Regions from separate parts of the Homo sapiens genome. Here region 1 is linked to region 2. A link is a loop called in an ENCODE intact Hi-C map of the cell type or tissue named here. Cell type or tissue: gastrocnemius medialis. All regions are shown on one strand. Each heading gives the region's core, and the rest is flanking DNA. Links, peaks and the distances in the headings are about the cores only. Region 1 overlaps LOC107984390 (a long non-coding RNA gene). Region 2 has its middle 16 kb from the start of TMPRSS5.

What was found. Hi-C counts contacts between places; a loop is a spot of excess contacts. Peaks named below come from ENCODE experiments on the same cell type or tissue, not always from the same donor. Only the 100,000 strongest peaks of a DNase experiment are listed, where the experiment ranks them.
Region 1: it touches region 2 in a loop (2.4-fold over the local background); 3 of 110 quality-filtered maps call a loop at or near these places.

The regions. Positions count from the first base shown.
Region 1 is chr11:113,598,748-113,607,083 of GRCh38, forward strand. All of the region lies in intron 1 of LOC107984390 (a long non-coding RNA gene), which reads right to left. Among named protein-coding and RNA genes, the nearest start is that of TMPRSS5, 100 kb to the right of the region's middle. In gastrocnemius medialis, for the core only: no CTCF peak of the experiment used is centred there; a DNase peak (open chromatin) is centred at 4,794; H3K4me3 peaks cover 584 bases; H3K27ac peaks cover 1,505 bases.
Region 2 is chr11:113,718,180-113,726,515 of GRCh38, forward strand. No RefSeq gene overlaps it. Among named protein-coding and RNA genes, the nearest start is that of TMPRSS5, 16 kb to the left of the region's middle. In gastrocnemius medialis, for the core only: no CTCF peak of the experiment used is centred there; a DNase peak (open chromatin) is centred at 3,672; H3K27ac peaks cover 6,004 bases.

The sequences.
Region 1 (8,336 bases), core at 141-8,140, 120 kb before region 2:
CTAAAAAGATTTATTGATGTTCTAACCCTCCATGTCTCGTATTGTAACCTTATTTGGAATAGGGTTGTTGCAGAAGTAATTAGTTACATTAAGATGAAGTCATGCTGGAGTAGGGTGAGCCCCTAATCTAAGAGGACTGGTGTCCTTATAGGAAGAGGAAAATGCCACATGAAGAGAGAGAGAGATGCCCAAGGAGGTGTCATGCTGCAATGAGGGCAGAGATTGGAACTGTGCAGCTGCATGCCAAGGAACACCAAAGATTTCAGCAAACTACTGGAAGCTAGGAAAAAGCAAAGAATTCCCCTAAATATTTCAGTGGGAGCATAGCCCTGCCAACACCTTATTTCAGATTTCTATCCTCCACAACTATGAGGCAATAAGCTACTGCTGTTTTAAGCTCCTCAGTGTGAACTATTTTGTCATGGCAGCCTTAGGAAACTAACACAATTTACAAACAGATTAAGTTCACTAATCAAAAGACAGCCACTTGCAAATTGGGTTTTTTTTTTAAGCAATATCTAACAATAGGTTTTCTGAAAGGAATATTTCTAAAACAAAAGGTGACAGAGAGGTCACAAATAAAATGATGGAAAAGGTATATGATGCAATTTTGAACCAAATGAAACTGGGGAGCAGATTTAATGTCAAACAATAGAAGAAAAATATGAGCAGAAAGATATAACAATTGTGAACATACATCTGCTTAAAAACATACCTTCAATGTACAAAATGCAACAACCAACAGAACTAAAGAGAGAACCATATAACAATTATAGCTAGACACGTTTTTTGTAGTCATCTGAGAAACTGATGGGATACACAGACAAAAAATAAGCAATTATAGAGGAGATCTGAATGGTATGATTCATAAACTTGAAATACTAATTATATGAGAACTTTACAACCATCAATAAGAAGAGAGAACATTTTTGAGCACACATAAAATATTCAAAAAATTTAACATTTACCAGATCACAAAGGGAGCCTCAATACATTCTCCCCAAATCATCATCATTCACATTGTTATCTTAACAAAATGGAACAAAATTATAAATTATGAATAAAATAACTTTAAAGCTTTGTACTTCTGTTAAGTAGTAACATAATAATGTTTGGGTTAACAGGAAAATATAAAAGAAATTATAAAATACTTGGAACTAAATGATAATGAGGGAAAATACATGCCAGAATTTCAGAGACACAGCAAAAGCAGACTTAAGAATGAAACTTATAGTTCTCAATACATTTACTAGGGGAAAAAAAGCATTGAAAACAAATGAAGTAAGGTTTTAACTGAAAAGATTAAAAAAAGAACAGTTGACTGAGCACAAAAAATAAGAAAGAAAATAAAGATAAAGGCAGAATTCAATAAAAGAGTGACTATAGCAGCAGCAGCAACTACAAAATCGGTAAGAATAATTAAAACAAAAGCTGAACGTTTGAAGTGATTGCTAAGCTGTACCGACCTGCAGCAAAAGCTCATCAGAAAGAAGATGCAGAAATATAAAATTCAAAAGGGAAAAAAAAACTCCAGATATCAAAGAGATTAAAATAATTATTAAAAAATAACTATTCACTTATAAAATGAAAACTAAGACAAAATAGATATATTTATAGAAAAATATAGAATTTAAAACGAGCCCAAGAAAAATCAGAAATTTGAACCAACCAATAACAAAATATTGAAATGGTTAAATACAACAGAGAAGACACCCCTACCCCATCTCTAAGCAAAATAATAATAATAATATTTTTTAAAATTGCTCCTAGGCTAAATGGTTTTACAGACGATGTTTCAAAAAACAAAGTATTCCTGTCTGGAAAATTTGTTCCAGAAAGTAAGAAAAAAAAGCAGCACAACTCATTCTATTAGATTAATTCTAAAACCTAATAAGAATAGAGAGGGGGGGAAAAACACAATAGTTCCTTTTTACTTACAGATCCAAAATAGAATATAAGCAAACTGAATTCAACAGCACATTTTTAAAAATTGTGATCAAATAAGGTTTATTGCAGTAATCTTGAGGTAATTTAAAAACAGAAATCTGTTAATATAAGCCATACACTAGACCAAGGGAGAAAAATCAAATGATTTCTCAATAGATTCAGAAAAAATATTTTATAGAAATTTCACATATATATATATAATAAAAACACTTAGTAAAATAGGAATTCCTTTAAGTTAGTAAAGGAGCTATGCCCAAAATATACAGTAAGCATCACACTAAATAGATAAGATCAGAAATAACCCAAAAGATGTCTGCTATGACCATTTCTGGATATCCTGCCTAATGCTATATAAAACTAATAATAATAACAACAGCAATAAGAGTTTTTAAGAATTAAAAGGGAAATGATAACATTTCTATTGTTTTCAAGTTATATGCTCATGTATGAGAAATCTCAATAGATCTGAAGACAAACTGAAAGATCTATTAAGTGTTCAACAAGGGAACTAGATACAAAATCAATCTACATAAGGCTAGGCCTGGTGGCTCACACCTGTAATCCCAGCGCTTTGGGAAGCCAAGGCAGGAAGATTGCTTGATGCCAAGAGTTCAAGAGCGGCCTGGGCAACGTAGCAAGATTTCATCTCTACAAAAACTTTTTAAAAAATAAATCGATCTACAAAAATCAATAGCATTTTTACAGACTTACACTAAAACACGAAAATAAGACATTATTCACAATAGCAACAAAACCTCTAACATCTAGGAAATAAGCTAATAAAGAATGCACATTCTTCTAAAGAGAGAGCTTTAGAACTTTAGAACTCTACTAAATCTTTTAAGCTTGTTTAAAATAATGAAGAAAATGAGTAAAAGTAGAAGTAAAGGTAGAGCCCTAATTTTTCCCAAACTAATCTATCAAATCTATGCAATTGCAAACAAAATACTAACTGAAATTTTCAGGAACTTAATAAAACAATCCTTAACAATTTGTTTAGAAAACTAAAGATGTTAACTTGCAAATATCAATTAAGAGTAACTAGCACACAATAATAAAACAAAATGTAAAATTCCTGGGATTCAACAAATAAAAACTCAACTGACAAGGTGAAAACTGGATGGCTGAGAGGCATTAAAAAAGACCTGAATAAATAGAGAGACATAGAAACATAGTATTTGCCCAAATGTGTGGTAGTTCAATATTACAAAGATGTCTATTTTCCCTGAGTACATCTATAAATTCAGTACAATTCCAACTAAATTGATGCTGCTTAACACACACACACACACACACACACACACACACACACACCTTTTTTGGCAGGGGGTTGGGGGAGATCAAAAAAACAAGCAAAAAAATCCTGTGCAAGGCTGACTAGATGGGTAGAATCTATTTCAACATGTATCTCTTCTCTGGGAAAAGAAATCTCCTTCTATTGCCTACAAAAATGTCCTGAGGATACCAAAAGGGACCAGATCCCTCTTTGCAAACCACAAATACTCTGCAACCACCTGTGGATATAGACGTCTGACCCTCATCATAGGCTGCTCTAAGAACAGAGTGAAGGTGGCAAAGAATGGAACAATGACTCTGCTTGGCTTATTCAGAAAGGCAGGAATAGATTAGTCCTCTTTCCAGATGACTAGATTGCAGAGGGTCCATTCTCTGCTCTGGAGCAACCCAGCTACCCCTGCATTCCTGGGAAATAAAATCTCAGACCAAGAGAAGCCCTGCCCGGGAAGGAACCGCACTGTGCTGAATAACTACTCCCAGGAAGAGAAGAAACCTCTCTGGCCCTGAGCGAAATTAGAAAGAGGAGAAAACTCAGCTTCACTTTGCCTTCCAGTACCTTAGCTTCCTTCTTGCTCTTTTTGATCTTTCCCTTCTCTGAATTGCCCACACTCATTCACTAATTCAACAAATGTGTATATTGAGCTCTTCCTCTGTGCCAGACACTATGCTGGGCATCCAGGGCTCTGAGGAAAGCAGCCCAATTTAGGTACTGACCTAAAGGACTGGAGATATAACACGCTTCTTCTCCAACTTCTTTCAAAAGGATTTGTTGATTTAAGAGACCTCAGAGAGAAGGCAATGCTTAACCCAAAGTTACCACTTCTCTAATAGAGAAATTTCAGATCTTGCTGTTTATTGGAAAAGAGGCAATACTTTAGCCAACAAAAACCTTTCCATTATTCCCCAAATCAACAATAGCTAGCATGCAGCTCAAAAAAAAATTAAAAAGTGTTTCCAAAGGACATTTTCTCATTTAGCTATGCAGAGCAGTGATTACCACAGAGGGGGTGCCAGAAGATACATGGGGCACAAGAAAAGGATGTGAGAACTCCTAATCCCTTAGAACTGTTTCAGCCTATACATCTTCTACTTTCTGTATAAGCTTTATAACATATATTAGTACAAATTTACATGTACAAAATTTATAAATAAATAACATAAGCAAAAACTAGGATGGGTGCTCAAAAATGTTTTACTGATAGGAAAGCATGATGGAAATTTTTTGGAGACCCCTAATATAACAAAGAGTTCAATCTCTTAAACCTAAAACCAGTCTTGGTGACCACAGTCCTAGTAGGTGCAGGAGAAGTCAAGATCTGTGTCCCCAGACCAAGGTCTAGCTCAGTTAACTCTGGGTCATTTCATGCCGGTCCCATAGTAGGAGGAAAAATCTGGTAGAACAATGAAGGGAAATGAGCGAGTCAGAAGCAGAGATTGGAGGGAGAATTGGCTTTTCCAGGTCACTGGCTCGTTCATGGGCAACATCCCAGCATCTAAAAATAGAAGAAACATCTGCAGTTTGCCTCTTGGAGCTGGGGCTTGGATGAGCCCCAGGACAGGCCCTGGCAGACTGCTGGTGGCCACAATGACAGCACTGGCCTCTTCAGATGACTTCATCAGAGAATGGCCAGGAGCCAAAGAAGAGCTACTTCCAGAGCCAGGGTCCTCACTGTGAAACAAAAGACCCAGAAATAAGTAGGGACCTTAGCTCTTTAACCAGAGATCTGGCTCTTCTTTTCTTGGTAGCAGGGTGGGGAAAGAAAGGAGAAGCTGGAAGGGGTGTTCAGAAATCAGGGGGAGTCTCCTTGATCAAGGATGGCTTCAGAGTAGGTGATTGCTCAATGTCATTTTTCATTTCTTATCTGTGACTCTTCCTTTGGGTTCTCTGAGCCTGGCACATAGTAGGAATTCAAAAATACTACTACGCAAGAGAAGGAAAGTAAGAGTTTATCAGTGCAAGTCTTGAACTGAGCTCTGAGGAGAATTGTGTTTCTGATTAGTTTGACTTGCCGATGGGTATTCAGGAACAAAGGGAAGGTCCTGGCTGAATCCTAGGAGCATATTTGGGCCTCTGCTTTGTGAGAATCCATGAGGAAAGGAGAAAAAGGAAATCACAGCCTTCAACCTCCCTTTCTTAGGAGAAAGAAGAGAATGAATGAGGAAGCCGAAGAGCAGGAGAAATAGGAGAAGGGTTCTTGTCCATACTGAAGAAAAAGGACAACATTCAAGATGCCTAAAGAGGAGCAGGTGCTCATAGACAGGGTTCCCTCTTCATTCCCTGCCTGTTTGCCCAGCCCCAAACTTCCCAGGTCTCCCCTTCCTTCATTCCTTCTCAATTGACCCCTCACTTTCATCTTGCCAGTTTCCCAAAGGAATGTTTAAATAGGTATTACTCAAATTGGTGTTAATCAGTAACCAATTTGATAAACAATGTGTCTTTTCTCATCCTCTACTTCCCTTTGTTCTCCAAGAAAAGAAATGAAGTCTCTCTGGTCAAGATGGGCAGTGAGTTCATGCTTGATAACTCCTGCCACTCCAAACAATATAGCAATGAAATGAAAAGTGAAAACGCACTCACAAAATACATAACAAGGTTCTAATATGAGATAAGCATCTGCATTGATCAGAAACAAAACAAAATATTAAAAAGTGATCCTCAATGTGTTCATGTCCTTTGCAGGGACATGGATGAAGCTGGAAACCATCATTCTCAGCAAACTATCACAAGGACAGAAAACCAAACACCACATGTTCTCACTCATAGGTGGGAATTGAACAATGAGAACACATGGACACAGGGCGGGGAACATCACACACCACAGCCTGTCAGCGGGGTGTGTATTGGGAGAGGGATAGCATTAGGAGAAATACCTAATGTAAATGATGAGTTGATGGGTGCAGCAAGCCAACATGGCACATGTATACCTATGTAAAAAAAACCGGCACTTTGTGCACATGTACCCTAGAACTTAAAGTATAACAATAAAAATGAAAAGATAAAATAATTTTAAAAAGTGAACCTGAATGGAGCTGTGAGCTTGCTGGGCTCTGGGCCCAGGTGGAGGGAATGGTAGCTAAGAGTTCAGATCCTGGGGAGAAAGGAACTTAAAATACTTCACAGGAAACAAGGAACTTGAGTCAGGAGTTTTTACCAACTTACTCCTCTCTTAGGTTGCAAAAGGAAGCTAGAAAATATTACTGACAATTGCTGTCTAAGGGTACACGTCTTTGTAAGCTTCAGCCTACAGATGTGGGAGTCCAGAGACCCGATCTCAGACCAGGGTCTGAGATCTGTGACAACCCACCATTCCCTGGTGGGGGAGAACTCTGAGTAACTATTAAAACACTTGGTTCTGGAAGAGGGACCAAGTAAGCTGGGAGGAGATGCAAGCCACTAGACAAGAAGGAGTAGGGGGAATGAAAAAGAGAAGGAGACAAAACATGAAAGAGATGGAAACTTTCACTGAAAATATTTTCTTCACAGAATACTTGCACATCTTTTGATAGGTTTATGTATAAGTGTCTTATTGCTTCTTTGGTACTGTGAATGAGATTTTTTTTTCTAATTATGTTTCTGATTGGTTATTGTTTTGTGTAGGAATGCGATTGTCTTTTTATGTTGTTTTGGTATCCAGCCAAAATGCTAAAACGTTTATTAGTTCTCATATTTTGTAGATTCTTTTGGATTTTTGGTGTAGACAGTCATAGCATCTACAAATAACAGCAGCTTATATGTTTCTTTCCAATCTTTTACTTCTTATTTCTTTTTCTTGTTTTATTGCATGGGCTATGGAACTGAAGATAGTTGCCCTTCTTATTCCTGTCTTTAATGGGAATATTTCTACAATATCACCATTAAGTATATTGTTTGCTGTCTGTAAATCTGTTAGGAGTATCCTTGGTCAGGTTAAGGAAACCTCCTCTAACAATCTGCTAAGAATTACCTGAGATGTATTTAAAATGCACATCTCTGAACACTATTTGATCAAAGAATCAGAATTTCTAGAGATGGTGACTAGAAGTCTAGAGTTTAAGAATTACTACATTACAGAAATTGTTTCTTAATGCTTTTTAATAATTTTCATTTTTAATAATTTAGAATAATTCTGCTGTCTTGACCTGCCTGAAGCACTTAACACTGCTTGGAATTCCCTCTTCTCTTGGTGTTTGCATCTGCAGCAAGCTGCGTCTTCCCCCACATTTCTACCTGTTTTTTGGAAGCTTCATGTGTCCAGTAAAGAGGAACCCTAAGAATTTGAGATAAATGTCTTATCTGATCTGTATTTGCCTGATTTGGGGATTATAGTCTTAACCCACTTTTCTCCATCATCCTCAATACTGCACTCCCAGGCTTTGTAATCTGAGGCTCTTCCTATCCCAGAGTCTGTATGAGCTGAGTTTGTTATTAGACATGGCCCAATCTCACCAATAAGACTAGAGTCACCTCCCTTGTGTATCTCTTCCTATGAGGCTCCCTCCATGTCCAAGTTTCATAGTATAACTAAACTGAAGCTAACCAGGCACTGACTCGACTACCAAATGGGTGGAGCTATTGCTGTCAGGGATATACTACAATTTCTAAGTTTAGTATTTATTATTTTATATTTAGAGTTATCACTTTTGATATGAAAAATTAGATGCATATCACTTTCAGATATAACACATCTCCAACTCTCCCCAGTTATCTCTCCTATAAAAGACTTACCTATTAGCAACTAACACCAACAGACCCCCAGTCATGCCCCTTCATCCTCACTCAACTAGTTATATCAGCTATTTCAGGTATTGGATTTCCTTTTTATAAAAGGAAAATGGCAGCCCAGCTGTATCATGAGATTTCTACAGAAATGATGGTTATCCCACATGTATTTAATTTGTGGTTCGTTTTGGGGAGAAGCCACTCTCACAATCAGAAGACAGCCCCAGCTTTTGTACACCCAAGGGAATTGAACTGACTTTGCTGATATGAATTCCGGTTACAGAACAGTATCACTTCATCTCATCAACAGAATTCAAGTACTATTTCAGAAACAAGAGAGAGCTATTCTATAGATTTCCTTCCTAAATCCTAAGTCCCTTATTTCTTTCTAAGT
Region 2 (8,336 bases), core at 270-8,269:
AAATGCCTAACAATGATAGACTGGATAAAGAAAATGTGGCACATATACACCATGGAATACTGTGCAGCCATAAAAATGGGTGAGCTCATGTCCTTTGCAGGGACATGGATGCAGCTGGAAACCATCATTCTCAGCAAACTAACACAGGAACAGAAAACCAAACACCACATATTCTCACTCATAAGTGGGAGTTGAACAATGAGAACACATGGACACAGGGAGGGGAACATCACACACTGGGGCCTGTCGGGGGTTGGGGGACTAGAGGAGGGATAGCATTCGGAGAAATACCTAATGGGTATTGGGTTGATGGGTGCAGCAAACCACCATGGCACGTGTATACCTATGTGACAAACATCCACATTCTGCACATGTATCCCAGAATTTAAAGTATAATGTTTTTTAAAAAGTTTCTTTTCTCTTTCTCACTGCTATGCCCTTCCATTCTAGATGATCTATTCTGGTTTGCCCTAGCCATTTCTCTGGTTTGCACAGAATAACCACTCTAGGATAAGGCAGGAGCCCAGATGCAGAATTGAAGGACTTACTCACTAGCAAGTGGAGTGCCAGCATTTGAATTGTCTAAGAGTGAGGCCTTCTTAAATTGTGTGCCCTAGAGTGCCCTATCTGAAACTTCCCAAAGCATAACTCCTCTGAATGGGGGCCTTGGGGTCTGTATTGTCACCCTGGTGATGCTGATGTAGCTTCACTCTAGTCCTGGCCCTGCTCCCCTGCCTCCTCCCACTGATGACTCCCTGTCCCACCAGGCCCATCTGTGGATGAGCTTTGAAATTCTTGCTTCCTCTCCTTCTTCAGTCACTGTTTTGATATTTTCAAAAACATCAAGGCTTTTTCTCAACTGTCCTTCAGATGGACCCTGCCACCTTTAAACAGGTCACAATGTCTTTCTCTTCCACCCAAGCAGAAATACCCAAGTTCTAGTTCATACAGAAATATCAGACTTGCAAAATTTGTTGACAGAGACCATTGAATCCACCACTTCTCCGATCAGAGAAAACTGAGGCCACAAAAGCTGAATATGCCACAGAAATGTGGAGGCAATTCAAGTCCAGGTCTCCTGACTCCTAGTCCAGGATCTTTTCCTGTTTTCATCCCACATGCCACACAAATCATGTATTCACTGAATAGACAGGCTCGAAGAGAAGAAATTCCACCTGTGGACCACAGCTCTGGCCAGTGCCTATGGAGTTCCATCCTGCTCATGATCTTCTCTTCCTATCTGTAAGTGGACAACAACTTCAGCCCTTGTCTGTGGATTCAAGGTTGCCCATGACCTTCCCCATCCTGATTCCCTGCACTTTCTGACTTGCTTAGACAGCCCCCATAATCACATGAACCTCTTGTAATATCTCTCTCTCTCTCTCTCTCTCTGGAAATGTTGGAGGTTGGTGCTCCAGGTGGTGGTGATGAGACAGCATGGATCTGGGGAGATGAAAAACTGAGAATCTGAAAGCTTTGTACATTGCCCTTGGTCCCATGCTATTTCCCCATTTGTCTTCGTCTCTATCAATAATGTGTCCCTCATTATCATCTAGTCTCTACCCGTAGTAAGGTCCTCCTGCATCCACAATACCCCAGTCCCCTCAAACAAGTCCCCAGCCCCTTCAAGTTCAGTTTGTGTCATCCTGTTTGGGTTAGTTTAAGCCACCAGACACTCTGCTGTCATCCCACAGCCTGATGGGGCCCGACCATACACTCTTTCCATCCTACCTTCTGGAGAGTGGTTTTCTCAATGAAGTAATGAATAATTCAGAAGTCTAAGAAGAGAAAAGCTTTAAGGAATGAAAAATTAGGAAAATATTCGATCCAGTTAACTTATTCCAGATCCAGACCATTGACTGCATATTTATAGACAGTGAACAAACCCCAAGTGACCGTTGCCATTTTACCAAAAAAATGGATTAAAGTATATTTAAAATGAAAAGAAAAATTGTGTGGTCTCATATAGTAGTGAGCTGCCTTGATTAGCATATCACATTCTTTTTTTTTTTCAATAGTTTTGGGAGCAAGTGGTTTTGGTTGCGTGGATAAGTTCTTTAGTGGGGATTTCTGAGATTTTGGTGCACCCATCACCTACCCTCAGGGAGCTTATAGTCTAACTCAGTCAAGCCAACAATTCTAGTGCAGTCTCTGATGGCAGAAGAACAAGGTGTCCTTAGCATGGCATGAAAGGTTCTTTCTAGGTACCCAACATACCTTTTGTCCTCATCTTTAGCCCCCTCCATAAGCCAGCCACTTGTTGTTCCTAGAATATCCCCAAAATAAGCCACAGCCCCTTTGCTCATGCTGTTCCCTATTTCTGAAATACCCTTCTGTATTAGTTGTTCTCACATTGCTATAAAGAACTACTTGAGACTGGGTAATTTATAAAGAAAAGAAGTTTAATTGACTCACAGTTCTGCAGGCTGTACAGGCAGAATGGCTGGGGAGGCCTCAGGAAACTTACAATCATGGTGGAAAGTGAAGGAGAAGCAGGCACGTCTTACATGGCCAGAGAAGGAGGAAGAGAGAGTAAAGGATGAGGTGCTAAACACTTTTAAACAACCAGATCTCTTGAGAACTTTTACCTCGAGGCAGCACTAGGGGGATGGTGCTAAACCATTAGAAACGACCCCCATAATCCAATCACCTCCCACCAGGACTTACCTCCAACACTGGGGATTATAATTCAACATGACATTTGGGTGGAGACACACAGCCAAACAATATCACATTCCTTCTTTAGTTATTTTACTCCAGCAGTCAGTCAATATATATTTATTGAGAATATTCTATGTGCCAGGCACTGTCCAACACTGAAGACACAATGGTGAGCAGAGACATTCATGAAACAAAGGACCACATAAATGCAAATTTATGACTTTGATAAAGTGCTATGAAAGACCAGTACAAGGTGCTAAAGAGAGTACGTACCAGAAGTCTGACTGAGTCTAAAGACTCAAGAAAGACTTCCTCAAGGAAGGCAGATTCAGCTGGAATTTGGGAGAGGACAGTGAGCTCCAGACAAAGGCAAAGGCAAATTTTCTGTGTCAGGAGAGAATGTGGTGCCTCCAAGAGACTGGAAGCAGCAGAGCAGGACAGCAAAGAGAAGATGGTGGAACAGAGGCTGGGGCAATGAATGGGCCAGGACAAGCAGGGCCTTTAGTGCCACAGTAAAGATCAGTCTTTGCCCCCAGAAGAATGGAAACCATTTTTAATAAGCCACCTAAAGACATAATCAGCTCACCACCATCCTTTAAGACCCAGGTTAAATGTCCCTCTCCCTTCCCCAGTGCCCAAGGCAACCCTCGCACTGTATAGCCCCCTCTGGAAAAGCATGCACCATGTCATGGTACATGGTGAGGGTTAACTGTGTTTGGCTCAGTCAGTGGTAAGTTCTCAAGAGCAGACATCCTGTCCTCTTTATCTTTGTAGCCTCAACTGCACACAGTGCCCAGAATATGGCAAGCGTTCCATAAAGTTTTGTTGAATCAATCAACTGACATGTGCAGATGCTGGTCTGTTTTCAATTTCCTCCCCTCTCTCTTCCTGCACATTCAGGAAAGTTCCATCCCCAACCCCTCACCCCACTGCCAACAATCTCCCTGCCTCCCTTCTCTCCCCAACACCACCCATCCCCCATGTGGCTACCAGGTTTCCTTCCTAAACAGGTCAGAGCAGGCCACTCTACTCCTTACATAAGTCTTCACTGATTTCGCCATTGCTGGCAGGATCAAATTCAAATTCTTCAGGCTGATTATCCAATGCATTCATGACCCAATCCCAAACTTATCTTCTTGGCCTCATGTTTCATTGCACTCTTTCTTTCCTGTACTCTATGTTCCAACTGCAAAAAAGCTCTAGAATATTCCTCAAGTCAAACACCCACTCCCACCTCCATGCCTTTGCTTAGGCTGTGCTCTCAGTCTAGAATGCCCTTCCCTCATGCTTCCCTAATTAGAAAATTACTGGTACCTCAAGACACAGCTCAAACACCAACCCATCCCAAAACCTCTCCTCTCATTCCCCAAAACCAGAATTCATGGCTTCTGTTTGTATAGGTATATTTATCCCTAGCACCTTTCCTAGGTGTGTAAATGGCACATCATAGTTCTCAAATTAAACAAAAACAAAAAAAAAGCCCCATTCTGTCCCTGCGCTGCAGTCTCCCTGCACCAGCCACCATGGCAGCAACAAAGAGTGGGAGAAATGGGAAAGCAGCTTTCTCCTCCCACGCGGGAGCGTGCATTCCCAGGAAGAAAGGGAACACAAGGCTTCCCTTGTTACAATATACAGACAAAAAAATGACCCAAGTTGTATTCTAGGAAATTATCTCTAAGTCTACAAAGAACCATCCATTGTTTCTAGACTATTTTTCTAGCTCAGAGATAAAATATGAAGTTTATAATTTACATACTATAAATTAAAATGCCCCCCCCAAAATTGCTCATTTTGTAAAGCAGTTTTTTACTTTGTTTAAAAACCAGTTACTCTGGGAGCCTTTCAAGTTTATATGTAAAGACTTAAGCTTATAAAATACTCAGCTGACTATGGACTATGACAACAAATCCCCACAGTCAGTGGTGTCAATATCAAATACACAAGACATTTTTCATCTGCTTTAATTAAGACACAAAGGAGCAGCAAAAAAATATTAATCATGCAGTTGATTAAAAATAACTTCCTAAACATCTGCTCTTGGTAAATAATAGCTATCAAATACTTTAAATCAATGTTTAATGACTGGCATAAATGTAAACCCTTTGTGACTTACATAAAATAAGTCACTCCATGTGCAATCTTCTTAGATACCCCCTTTTCACCCACTGGTCTTTTCTTTATTCTCCAAGACTGGCTTTCATCAATCATTCCAAGTCTTCTATACCTGTTTGCATACAGTGCAGGCTGGACCTCGAACAAAGTGCTCTGCACTCCTGGAATTCACAGTCTGACTCAGACACATACATGCAGAGCATACAGACATCAAAGTGATCCCACTCGTATGGTAAATACAATACAAGCAAAATCAGTTTTCTTCATTTTTCCATCAGCTTGTGCTAGGGGCAGCTCCACTGAGGTTTACTCTGTCTTCATGACCATCCTGACAGGTAAGCAAGCCAGGGATGCCTATGTCCATTTGATTAGCGACCACACTGAGGGCAGGGAGGCTAAATGGTTTGTCCAAGCTGACACTGGTCAGTAAGTGACAGACCAAAAATGAAATCTAGTTCTTCTGAATGCACACCTAGAACTGTCTCCCCTCCTGTAGGAAGAACAGTGGTAGATTGATAAGGTCAATGCTCCCGGGACTGAGAAGTGAGTCAAGGACTAGGTTTTAGAAGAAGGAGGCAGGGAGAGATTGAAGGAACTCTACCAGCTTGGCTGGCTGGGATGGAAGCAGCTGACAAACCTAGTGTACGGGCCATGGTTTGTAGTGAAGGAAATTTTCAGGACACTTTTAAATTATGGGAGAGCTGAGTTGATATATGGCAAGATGAGGAAAGAGGGGAATGAAGCTGCAGGGCCTTGACTTTAAATCTATTTTCCACTTAATCTCAAAAGACACATCCAAGACAGAAAATCCTAAATGCCCCTTCAGTGTCCCTCTGTTTTCCTGCCAGAACAGGAGCAAAGTTCCTAGGGCCTGGGGTGGCATCAGCAATCCCTGGAATCAACAATGAACTCTGCCAGTCCCGTCTCTGTTCTCTGCCCGTCTGTGAATCACAGTTACAAGGCAGCTGTCACAGTAACTTGGCTAATTAAATTAGAGCCCATTGAATGCTTTATTGACCTGACGCTCATTCCAGTGAGCAGGCCCACTTTGAAGGTGACTAAATTCAAGGCTGTTAGTTCACAGATTAAACAACATGGACAAAAACAATAAGGGGCCATCGGAAAAGTCTCTTCAATGTAAACACAGTGTCTAAAGCACAGCTGCCAGAGTGTGTGACCTATAGGAGATTTATTTGGTATTATGGGTTGAATTGTGCCCCTCAAAATTCATATGTCAGCGTTCTCAATCCAGTATCTCAGAGTGTGACCTTATTTGGAGGTAGGGACTTTACAGAAGTAAACAAGTTTAAAAAAAAGGTCATGAGGATGGGCCCAAATCCAATGTGACCAGTATTCTCAGAACAACGGGAAATCTGGACAGAGAGACACAGACAGGGGGAAGGCCACGTGAACAGACACACAGAGAAGATGAACATCTACCAGCCAAAAATGAGAGGCCTGGAGCAGAGCCTTCCCTTTGAGCCCTCACAAGGAACCCATCCTTCAGAGACCTTGTTTTGAACTTGTAGCCTCCAGAACTGTAAGACAATACATTTCTGTCGTTTATGCCACCCGCTTTATGGTATTGTGTTACAGCAGCCTAGCAAAGCAACATCTGGAGATGTATAAGAGGCAGAAAGAGCCCTGGATAAAGAGGACTTTTTATGAGAACAATGAAAAGAGCATTAGTTCTAGAAGCAAACAAACCTGGGTTGAGACCCTGACCTTGCTATTACCCACAGTGTCCTCAGCCAAGACACCTAACCTGTCTGTGCCTTGATTTCTCCTCTGTAAAATAGGGATGATAACATTTTCCTCACAGGGGTGTTAGAATAAAACGTGAAAACCTACAGTCTTTGGCTTATGTAGATCCAGGTCCCATAAGGCCCCTCACAACCAGTTATAGTCACCACTGTAAATTCTGACCACCTACCAAATACTGACAATAATGAACATGAGACACTTTTGTAAAATAACTACAAAACGCACACTGGCCTGAGGCTGCCATGCCCTCTAGGGGATTCTGTACGTGTTATGATGAATGCTACCATTCTCAGTTCTTTCTGCTCCACTTAATTTATCACTTGCTCTGTCTCTCTGACTGGAGACCTCAGTTTTATGCTGAGAAGTCCCTCTTCACCATTTCTCCTGCCAAACTTGGGCCAGGAGGGGATGGTCCATTCAGCAGCCCTCAGGGCCTGCCTCTCACTACCTCACTCTCATGCTCACTCTTGTAGACAGCCATATAGACTTTGAGACAAAAACTGCACTTCTGTCTTTTTGCACTGCCTGGTTTAAAAAAAAAAAAAAAGGTTGTTACTTAAGCTCTCCTATTTGCACTCAAAAATGGTAATAATCCTAATAAAACCAAATGGAAAATACCTCCCATGACAATAAAGCTCTATTTTGTCCAGAATTGTGGGGAAATTGGCTATTTTGGTTAACTGCCCACTCCACTTAGAAGTTACCCTATCGGAACTGAAGCCTAACTTTTAAAGAATTAGAATGTAAATCAAATACACCGAATGCCAAGAGGCTGGGATGGCTGGGTCTTTACTTGGTTCTTTAATGGTCTTGCAGAAATTGATGGTGTTTTGGGGACACTGTCAGGGCCTCAGTTATTGCTGAAGTGTTCTAATAACAAAAACTGGAGGTGATTTGTGCCTCCTGGTGGTATGAATTCTTTAAAACACAGGTTTTTAAATAGATATGCAAATATAAATATCCGTACAGCCAAGGGAAGCTCTCCTGGAACCCAAAATCAAATCCTTCTCATGTTGGAGCTCTCGTGGGTTACTTTCAAGGACGCCCCAGCTCACACCACAAAGGGACCCCCATTCTTTTCTCTTTATTCGGGCTGCATTGCCACACATTGTATGGAGTGACCTCAAATCAGCCCATATTTATTAAGCTTCTCTTCCCAGCTCCACAACAAGAGAAGCATTAGACGCTATTCCTGCCTTCCAAGGAGCTCCAATTTAGTTGGAGAACTGCCTATGTTATTAAATTCTGCATTGTGTGCGCTGAGCTTTAAGTGCTGAACAGAGTTGACTTTTATGATCCCTACCCTGTGCTGCGTGTTTTACATAGATTACCTCACTTAATCAGCTCATATTCTGAGTCATATTATTATCCTCACTTTACAAATGAAGATTCTGAGTCTTGACAGAGAATATGTAACTGGCCAAAGGTCACACAGCTAAGTAAATGTCAACTTAGGTATGAAACCCCAGTCAGCATGACCCTACAGCCCGCTTCACCCCCCTAACACTGCCTCTTTCACCTGTCTGCTTATCTAAGTCCTGTAGAGCAGGTAGCCACAGCAAAAATCCTACAAAGGATCAGAACAAGCTCCTTTGTGCCTTTCTTCCCCTTCCTTTTTTGATCCCCACATATTCCGCCCACAGCTCCTAACAATCTCTCCCAAGATTAGATTTTTAAAAAACAGAGAACTAAGAATAAGGGCTTCTCAGGAGCCCTTTTCTTATACTCTGAAGCAAACTTCATCGCAAATTTAAAAAGAAGGTGTTTGCTAACTTTGCTTCATTGGAAGAATAACATTT